Linked DNA regions of Homo sapiens: region 1 is linked to region 2. The links are chromatin loops, found by intact Hi-C in ENCODE. Cell type or tissue: endothelial cell of umbilical vein. All regions are shown on one strand. Region 1 has its middle 17 kb from the start of ARHGAP10. Region 2 overlaps ARHGAP10 (Rho GTPase activating protein 10).

Region 1 (5,000 bases), 58 kb after region 2:
TTTATGTATCCTGTATCTTGGTCTCAAGATATAAAAATATCCATAGTACCAAAGGGATGATTTGAAATATTTTTTTCAACTGGAAGCCTTCTGTAGGAACTACCCCACCATCATGCTTTTTGTCTTTCCCTGCCTAATGCACATTTGTGTTAAGGACAAGTTATAGCCTTAGAAACTGCCCCTTTGCGAAGTTCTGAATATATATTATGGGGTGAGGTAGTAGGAGTAATGACAATTTCTCTTTATTGATTTACCTCTCCCATCCCTAAATATAATTAGAGAATGCATGGTTCTTAAGGAAGATATATGTGAAAGCAATTAAAGACAGTGTCTTTTAGAAATGCTGAACACTAAAAATGGCTCTCCTTTTTTCTAATTTGAACATAAGCATTTTTTCTTTACCCCCTTCAATCTTCTTTCCTAAAACGTGTTGTCAGCTGGAAAGAAAAGTACTTTGAACAGATTAGTCATGCTAATTATTTAAAATATAACTGAAATGTCTTCTAGTACTACTAAGATTTTTGAAACATACTGAAGAAAACCTGTGCAAAAAAATTTTACATGACTTATTTCAGATTAACTTTGCATTATTCAATAAGGAAGGTAAAACTGATTTATCAACTCATATCATGAAATAATTTATCCATTTACTGACAATCTTTCTGTGCCTCTGATTCTTCCTCTGCTAAATGGAACCTCTATACTAAACTATACCTCTTCACTGAGTTCTTTTAGACATTAAACGAGTCAACCTAGAATCTATGCAAAGCACATAGAACCTTACCTGGTGCATGGTAAGTGCTCTTCATGTTGAAATGCTCCTTCTTCTGAGTCTTGGTTCTCTTCTCTTTGTCTGTATCTCCCTTTGTAATCTCACTCAGTCTCCTGGCTTTACAAACCATCCATATGCTAATAATTTCCAAATTTATATTTCTAATGCCTGCCTGTTCACTCCAGAACTCCAGACTCATCTATTCAACAGCCTTCTGGACATCTCCATGTGGATACTTAATTGATATCTCAAACTTATTATCTCCAAACTGACCTCTTGTTCTTTTCTCTTTCCAAACCTGCTCCATCTTTAGCCTTTTCCCTGTCACTTGATGTCAACATCATCCTTCATTGTTCAAATCTAAAAAACTTGGAGTTAATCTGAACTCCTTTCTTTCTCTCATACCCCACGTGCAATCTGTCTTCCTGCAAAAATATATCCAGAATCTGACCACCATTCACTCCCACCACTGCTGTCTCCTGCTGCAAGCCACTATTATCTCTCTCCTGGATTACTGAAATAGACTCCCTGCTTTTATCTTTTCTTCTATCTTTGCTCCCTGCAGTCTATTTGAAGCATAGCAGCCAGAATGATTCTTCTAAAATGAAAATCAGATCATGTCATTCCTCTGCTTAAAAACCTTCAATACAGCCCCCCATACATAACACAACAACTTTTTAAAAAAGTTATATAGGCCAGGTGCGGTGCCTCACGTCTGTAATCCCAGCACTTTGGGAGGCCGAGGCAGGTGGATCACCTGAGGTCAGGAGTTTGAGACCAGCCTGGCCAACATAATGAAACCCGGTCTCTACTAAATATACAAAAATTAGCTGGGTGTGGTGGCATGCGCCTGTAATCTCAGCTACTCGGGAGGCTGAGGCAGGAGAATCTCTTGAACCCAGGAGGTGGAGGTTGCAGTGAGCCAAAATCCTGCCACTGCACTACAGACTGGGCGACAGAGCGAGACTCTTGTCTCCAAATAAATAATAAAAATAAAAAGTTGGCCAGGCACAGTGGGTCATGCTTACAATCCCAGCACTTTGGGAGGCCGAAGCGGGTGGATCACCTGAGGTCAGAAGTTCAAGACCAGCCTGGTCAACATGGTGAAACCCCGTCTCTACTAAAAATACAAAAATTAGCTGGGGGTGGTGGTGTGTGCCTGTAATCCTAGCTACTTGGGAGGCTGGGGCAGAAGAATCGCTTGAACCAGGGAGGTGAAAGTTGCAGTGAACCGAGATCTCACCATTGCACTCCAGCCTGGGCAACAAAAGTGAGACTCCGTCTCAAAATAAATAAATAAATAAAATAAAATAAAATAAAAGTTATATAAACTGGCCGCACATGGTGGCTCACTCCTCTAATCCCAGCACTTTGGGAGGCTGAGGTGGGCAGATCACTTGAGGTCAGGGGTTTGAGACCAGCCTGGCCAACATGGTGAAACTTCGTCTCTATTAAAAATACAAAAATTAGCCGTGTGTGGTGGCACATACTTGTAATCCCAGCTACTCAGGAGGCTGACGCAGGAGAATCGCTTGAACCCGGGAGGCAGAGGTTGTGGTGAGCCAAGATCGTATCACTGCACTCCAACCTGGGCAACAGGGCGAGACTCTGTCTCTAAATAAATAAATAAATAAATAAATAAATAAAAGGTTATATAAACTTACATTTGTGTACATACACATTAATTTTTCAAAACAGAGCAAAAATATGCACCAGATTATTTCCAATGATTATCTCATGGTGGTAACATTTGCCATTTGACTCAGTAACATTACTTCAAGAAACTTATCTATAGAATATAATCAGGCTGTACCCAAAGATTTAAGTTCAAGGATGTGAATCACAACAATATTTACACTAGGCAAAAATTTAAAATAGCCTAAGTGTCCAACAACAGGAAACTAATAAATTATGTTATAACTAGGAGAGATGATGAATAATCTTACAGTGTTGAACATGGTTTTTAAAAAATCAATCACATGTTGTTGGTGAAAAAAATTATAAAATAGAAAGTAAGGCTATGAGATCGACTTTGCAAATTAAAAAATATCTACAATGAAAGGAAAAGATTTGAAAGATATGCACCAAAATATTAACAACAGTCATTGCATAGGAATGACACACAGGTGGCCATGATCCAGGGCTGAGTAGCTGTGGAAGAGCCACTACTTGCTATTAGCCAACCTCCTTGGAATTCACAAACTCAGAACAAATGTGGAGATTTTAATCAACACTTCTTGCAATGCTCTGCAGTGTCAGCTTAAGCAACCGTCTCTTTTAAAGGCTGCAAATGCACTCATAGAGTATATCAAATGAATATAAAGATGTTTTAACTCTGAATTTGGTATAATAAAAATCATTCTTTTGTTTTGTTTTGGTTTTTGAGACTGAGTCTCACTCTGTTGCCCAGGCTGGAGTGCAATGGTGCGATCTCGGCTCACTGCAACTTCTGCCTCCTGGGTTCAAGCGATTCTTCTGCCTCAGCCTCCCGAGTAGCTGGGACTACAGGCATGCGCCACCATGCCTGGCTAATTTTTGTATTTTTAGTAGAGACGGGGTTTTGCCATGTTGGCCAGGCTGGTCTCAAATTCCTGACCTCAGGTGCTCTGCCTGCCTCAGCCTCCCAAAGTGCTGAGATTTACAGACGTGAGCCACCGTGACCAGCCACAGAAATTACTCTTATACAGCATACTTGGGAACTAGGGGGAAAAAAAATCCCCTAATGCTTTTAGGAATTTAGGCCCTCTAAATCTTTGCCAGATTAGGATAGGTTGAGCTATTTTTTTGCAATGACTGAAAAGAGTTTCCCAAGAGCTTCCTATCCGTTTTAATTTGTTTGAAAAAGCAGTTAAAAGTACAAGAAATATGTTACTTGTCCTGTTCAGTGCCTAATATCCAGTTTTTAACTCACAGTTTTCTTGGACTTTAAATATTGAGCTTAACTTAGTCCTTAGAATTTTGTTTTATGTGTCTCTCGTTACTTGCTGAATGAAGTGATCAAAAGAAGAGAAGAAATTCTAAATTCATAACTGTCTTTCTATCAGTCTATCAGGCCATCAGGCCTCAGCCATCTTTACCCAGACAACAAAAATAATATGATTAAGGAGTCTAAGAAGTCTTCTCTCTTTATTCTTTTTTTTTTCCTTCTAACTTTTATTTTAGGTTTGGGGGTACATGTGCAGGTTTGTTATGTGGGTAAATTGTGTGTTGCTGGGGTTCGATGTACAAAGATTTCATCACCCAGGTAGTGAGCACAGTACCCGGTAGGTAGTTTTCTGCTCCTCACCCTCCTTTCACCCTCCGCGCTCAAGTAAACCCCGTGTCTATTGTTCCCATCTCTGTGTCCATGTGTACTCAATGTTTAGCTCCCTCTTATAAGTGAGATCATGCTGTATTTGGTTTTCTGTTTCCACGTTAATTCGCTTGGGATAATGGCCTCCAGCTGATTCCATGTTGCTGCAATCTATTCTTTACATAACTAAAGCATAGATCCCACTTGAGCTATTTATTTATTTTCACTGAAAAGTAAAACAAACACAAAAGCAGAATACAAAGCTCATAAGCAATAGAATGAAATACAAGGCTATCAGAAGTGACCTAAAAGCAGCTGGGCGCAGTGGCTCACGCCTGTAATCCCAGCACTTTGGGAAGCCGAGGCGAGCGGATCACCTGAGGTCAGAAGTTTCAGACTAGCCTGGCCAACGTGGTGAAACCCCATCTTTACTAAAAATACAAAAAAATTAGCCGGGCATGGTGGTGCATGCCTGTAGTCCCAGCTACTCAGGAGGCTAAAGCAGGAGAATCGCTTGAACCCAGGAGGGAGAGGTTGCAATGAGCCGAGATCGCGCCACCGCACTCCAGCCTGGGTGACAGAGCAAGACTCTGTCTCAAAAAAAAAAAAAAAAGTGACCTAAAAGCCAAGCTTCTAGTCTTTTTTCCCCAAATTTCAGGTAATGAAATGCAACCATAAAAGGTATCAAGTATACAATAAAACAGATTGACCAGCACATTCCTTTATCACTTAGTTTTGTCATAAGGCATGGAGGCTGCCCCTTAAAATCCACGTTTAATAATGAGAATATAAAATTTTACAAGACTTTTGTTGCAAAACTAGAACTGTATTAGAACACAGCCACTTTGCTCTTTTGTAACATAAAACAGAATTTACCAATCAACGGTCCCCATGAAAGATGGAAAGATCTGATTATGTGCTTATGAAAGCTTAAGA
Region 2 (5,000 bases):
TCAAGACCAGCCTGGCCAACATGGTGAAACCCCGTCTCTACTAAAAATACAAAAATTAGCCAGGCGTGGTGGCGAGAGCCTATAATCCCAGCTACTCAGAAGTAGAGTACTCCTGAGGCAGTAGAATCACTTGAAACTGGAAGACAGAGGTTGCAGTGAGCCCAGATCATGCCACTGCACTCCAACCTGGACAAAAGGGCGAAACTCCGTCTCAAAAAAAAAAAAAAATACATCAAGGAGGAAAGGGCTGTGGCAAAGGATCAGCATGGAGAAGACAGCAAAACAAGTGTTTCTATGTCAGCTGGGGGTCCTGTTGAGACTCTGTCAATGACAAAATGTTCTTCTCATCTCTGCCAAGAATCTTTGCCCCAAGAGGTAATCTTGCTTACCTCTTTAAGCAAGTTCAAGGAAGAAACGAAACACACACTAGTGCTCAGGTAAAAGCATTATTTGAATTTTATACTATCTTCCACAACACACAAGAAGCTTTGTAAATCCTGGGTGGTCACCCTCTCATGAAATAAACAAAGTCACAGGAAATAAAGAGGCTGAGCCCTAAAGGTTATAATAAATAAGTAAATATGTTATAGAATAAAGAAACCTGAGGGGAAGAAAAAGAGATTAAAACTTTGACTTCAAAATTGTCCTTATATAACCCTTGTCCTAAACACATACTTTAAACCCTACAGACACAAACCCAGGTCATGTTTTCCACCTGCACACTCTTACAGGCAAACCAAACCCATCCAACAACATTGGATACCTGCAGAAATAAATTCTGCCACACAGATTCCACTAAGAACAAGAGTTCATGCTTGCCTAGCCTGGGGAATCTTAGATTTTGGCTGGAGACCCCAAGACAAATTAGGTCAGGAATGTGGAACAAATGGAAGTGGATATCAACTTGGTCTGAACATGGTCAAATATAGGAATTTAACATGTACCAAGATAATAAGAGTCAACATTTTTATACAGGGCTAACTATGTGCCAGGCACTATCCTAAATTGCCTTACATTTATTAACTCATTTCATTATCACAACTATCTTATGAATATTATTATTATCCCATTTTACAGCTGAGGAAACTGGGGCAGAGAGAGGTAACTTGCCTGAGATCACAAAGCTGGAGTGGCAGAGCCAGGAATGACTCACCCAGGCAATCAGGTTCCCCAGTCTCTGCTTCTAACCAGATGTGCTGCTTCTCAAATGGCTGCAAGACATATCTCAAGCTTCACTTGACAACAAATCAAGGACTAAAGAACAAAGACAAGGAAATAATCCTATAAAGGGGTTTCCAGGAGCTCTCAAATGTGCCTCTGTTTCAGAGCAGTCCAGGTTCTTAATGTATTGACTCACATTCTAAAGAACCAAGGTAGAGAATCAAGAATCTTCTCTTTACCCCATAGGGATTCCCTATCATTCCACTTTAAGGCTTTTGGTACACAGAGTGCATGCTTTTTAACACTGTTTTAAGTTCTGCCCACGAAAAACAGATAACTGTTTTTAAATCCTTATGACATCATGGCAACAATGAAAATCACATATTGGAAAACATTACAATGTCAGTTTGCTGTGTTATAACTCAGAATACAATATTTAAGTGTACATCGAGTTGATTTCTAATAGATGCTGTAAAACATAACACTGTTTCCCAAGCTGTCTCTGGGCAGCTGTAATCCTAAAACACAGAGCCTTCCATGGCCCCTTTGCTATGGAGGGTAACATTCCAAGGGATGTTTATTTATTAGCACAAAAGCCACTTTCCACAAGATAATGTCTCTTCCCGTGAGGCATATAGGATGCAGCAAAATTCTAACTTGTGATGAACTGGGTGAACTTACTATAAAGCTCTGTAAAGTGTTTAAAAGAAGACATGATAATATATACATACATATGTACATTAATGAAAGTAACGTCACATTAACCTACAAGAAGTCAGCATGTTTAGAAGGGAAATCTGCTATTTTTAAATATTTTCAAATAACTCTATCTTGACAATACATTGTAACAGCTTCTTAATATAAAGTGTCCCTTCTACCAACAAAGAAAAAACTAAAGCAAAATGCAGAAGACATTTACCCAAATACTCTGTACATAAAGTGTTCTTTTTACCACTGAACTCTGGAATGCAGGAGTTCCGTCAAAATCTTTCCTACTTAATTCCAAAAGAGTTCCACCTAACTCCTATATGTATTGCTTTTGGAATTCTAATCAGTTCCGCCCACCCAATGACTCAAACTGAAATACTAAGAGATACGACAGCTGCACTCATCCACCCCACCAAGAATAGCTTTCAGGAAACCAAGCTCCAGTTGGAAAACTACATTTAGTAACCCCACTAGACTTAAGAGAATGCTCCAGGAAGCTTCCCATCATTAATAATAAAAATGCCTGTAAAAACTCTGTAATAACATTTGTAGAATACATATTTTCCCCTAGAAGTCAACAAGTTAAACAATTCTGTGGCCGTTTATACCCTAGGATTTTAAACTCATCTGTTTTTGTTTGGAATTCCCTGGGCGACAGATGATTGCTAATGCCTTGTCAAACATTCAAGAGAGACATCCTCAGAGGAATTACAGTTCACTCGCCACAAGGCACAGGCCTGTGGTACAAGTCTGAGCTAGAACATTAAGTCAATAAGCCTATACTCATTTTTCTCATGTTGCTTTCTCACTCGCCTATCCTACCTTGCTCTAAACTTCCCATCTGTCTGTAGAACTGTGGCTTAAAAAAAAGATAAAAAACTGCAGAGAGGAGAGAGGAGAAAGGCAGAGCAGACCTAAAAATCACAAACTGTGTGATGTAAAGTGTCAACTGGCAGATACACACTACCGCCAGGTGGAAACACGGAACCTAGGGAGAGGGAGCTGAAGTCCACTGCTCTTATCTAGAGAAGTCTCAGATAATCCTGCCAACTGGGAAGGGAACAAGGGCCTAGCGCAGTTTAAAGGTGGAGATGGCACGTCCCAGTGCGCAGAGAGCAGAAGTAGAGAGAACTTCTCAGGAGAGATCCCCTTAAATTAGCATTAAATTACTCATTTAGGGCCTGGCGCGGTTGCTCACGCCTGTAATCCCAGCACTTTAGGAGGCCGAGGAGGGCAGATCCCGAGGTCAAGAGATCAAGACCATCCTGCCCAACATGGTGAAACCCAACCTCTACTAAAAATACAAAAATTAGCTGGGCGTGGTGGCGCACGCCTGTTGTCCCAGCTATTCAGGAGGCTGAGGCAGGAAAATCGCTAGAACCTGGGAGGTGGAGGTTGCAGTGAGCCGAGATAGCACCACTGCACTACAGCCTGGTGACAAGGCAAGACTCCATCTCAAGAAAAGAAAAAAATACTAATTTAGTTGCAAGAGTGGAGGCGAGGAAGATGAGAATTATGAAAAGGGGCACCTACATACTTAAAACACAATTTCACTGACATTTATTTACTGTTTATACTTGGATAGAATATAAAGAAAACAAGATTCTACCCCGCTCTAGCAAGGAGAAAGCTAACATTATGCATGCACTAAGCTCACATGCATATACTATTTCATTTAATCCTCACAACAACACAACACTTGAATGGGTACAAAAAAATTGTGCCACCTAGTATTTGCTGGCACAACAGGGTGACTATAGTCAAAAATAATCATACATTTTAAAATAAAAGAGTATATTTGTTTGCAAGAACAACAACAAAAATGCCTCAGGTGATAGATACCCTATTTACCCTGATGTAATTATTACACATTGCATGCCTGTATCAAAATATTACAGATAACCCACAAATATATATACCTACTGTGTACCCACAAAAATTAAAAAGTAAAATAAACCCACTTGAGCACATGTCATTTTCACTGCTGTTACAGGCGGCTGGACATGTCCCTCAAGTACTCATGTTGAATTCCTTACCCCCCAGAATGTGACTGTATTCAGACACGGGATTCTTTTTTTCTGTTTAAACAGAGACAGGGGTCTCGCCTTGTTGCCCAGGCTGGTCTCAAACTCCTGGGCTTAAGTGATCTTCCAACCTGGGCCTCCCAAAGTGCTAGGATTACAGGGAACATAGGGTCTTTAAGGAGGTAATTAAGTTAAAATGAGGTCATTAGGGTGGGCCCTAATCCAGTATTACTGGTCTCCTTAAAAGAAAAGAAGATTAGGACAAAGATACAGGCACAGAGGTAAGACCATGTGACAAGAGCCACCTACAAGCCAAGGAGAGGTGCCTCAGAGGAAACCAATCCTGCCAACACCTTGATCTCAGACTTCTAGCCTCCAGAATTACTAGAAAATAAGACTGCTATTTAAGCTGCCCAGTCTGTGGTACTCGGCTATGGCTGTCCTAGCAGAATCATACAACTGTCATACAGAAAAAAACAAACACCGAAGCTCAGATGGGCTAAGTAACTTGACTGAGGTCATGAAGCCAGTATGTAGCAGAGGTGGAATCTGAATCCAGGTCAAAATACAAACAAGTCTTTCCAAATTACTTAGCTTGGTACAAAGAAGTGCTCAATATATACTGATTACTTTTTTTCATAACACCACATGACTATAAGTTAAATACAGGATACAGAGATATAGCCATAAAACAATGTGATACAGGCTACCATTTCTTTGAGATCAAGTCTCGCTCTATTGCCCAGGCTGGAGTGCAGTAGCACAATCTCAGCTCACTGCAATCTCCGCCTCCCGGGTTCAAGCAATTCTCATGCCTCAGCCTCCCAAGTAGCTGGGATTACAGGCGCCCACCACCATGCCCAGCTAATTTTTCCATTTTTAGTAGAGACAGGGTTTCACCATGTTGGCCAGGCTGGTGTCTAACTCCTGACCTCCAATGATCCTCCCAAAGTGCTGGGATTACAGACAGGCGTGAACCACTGGCACCTGACCACAGGCTATCATTTCTAAGTGCTGTGATAGACAAATACTACTGTATCAGCAAGTCTACAGACTGGAGTTGAGCTCAAAATTGAGGCAGATTCTCCAATTACAACATTCATACTA

The links. A loop is a pair of places that touch in the nucleus more often than their neighbours do. Peaks named below come from ENCODE experiments on the same cell type or tissue, not always from the same donor. Only the 100,000 strongest peaks of a DNase experiment are listed, where the experiment ranks them.
Region 1: a loop joins it to region 2, with 8 times the contacts of the local background. A loop is called at or near these places in 3 of 110 quality-filtered maps.

Annotation. Positions count from the first base shown.
Region 1 is chr4:147,712,608-147,717,607 of GRCh38, reverse strand. No RefSeq gene overlaps it. Among named protein-coding and RNA genes, the nearest start is that of ARHGAP10, 17 kb to the left of the region's middle. In endothelial cell of umbilical vein, no CTCF peak of the experiment used is centred here; a DNase peak (open chromatin) is centred at 2,797; H3K27ac peaks cover 1,607 bases.
Region 2 is chr4:147,770,137-147,775,136 of GRCh38, reverse strand. The region is part of intron 1 of ARHGAP10 (Rho GTPase activating protein 10); the gene reads right to left. Among named protein-coding and RNA genes, the nearest start is that of MIR4799, 10 kb to the left of the region's middle. In endothelial cell of umbilical vein, no CTCF peak of the experiment used is centred here; DNase peaks (open chromatin) are centred at 1,196, 1,506 and 2,366; H3K27ac peaks cover 3,402 bases.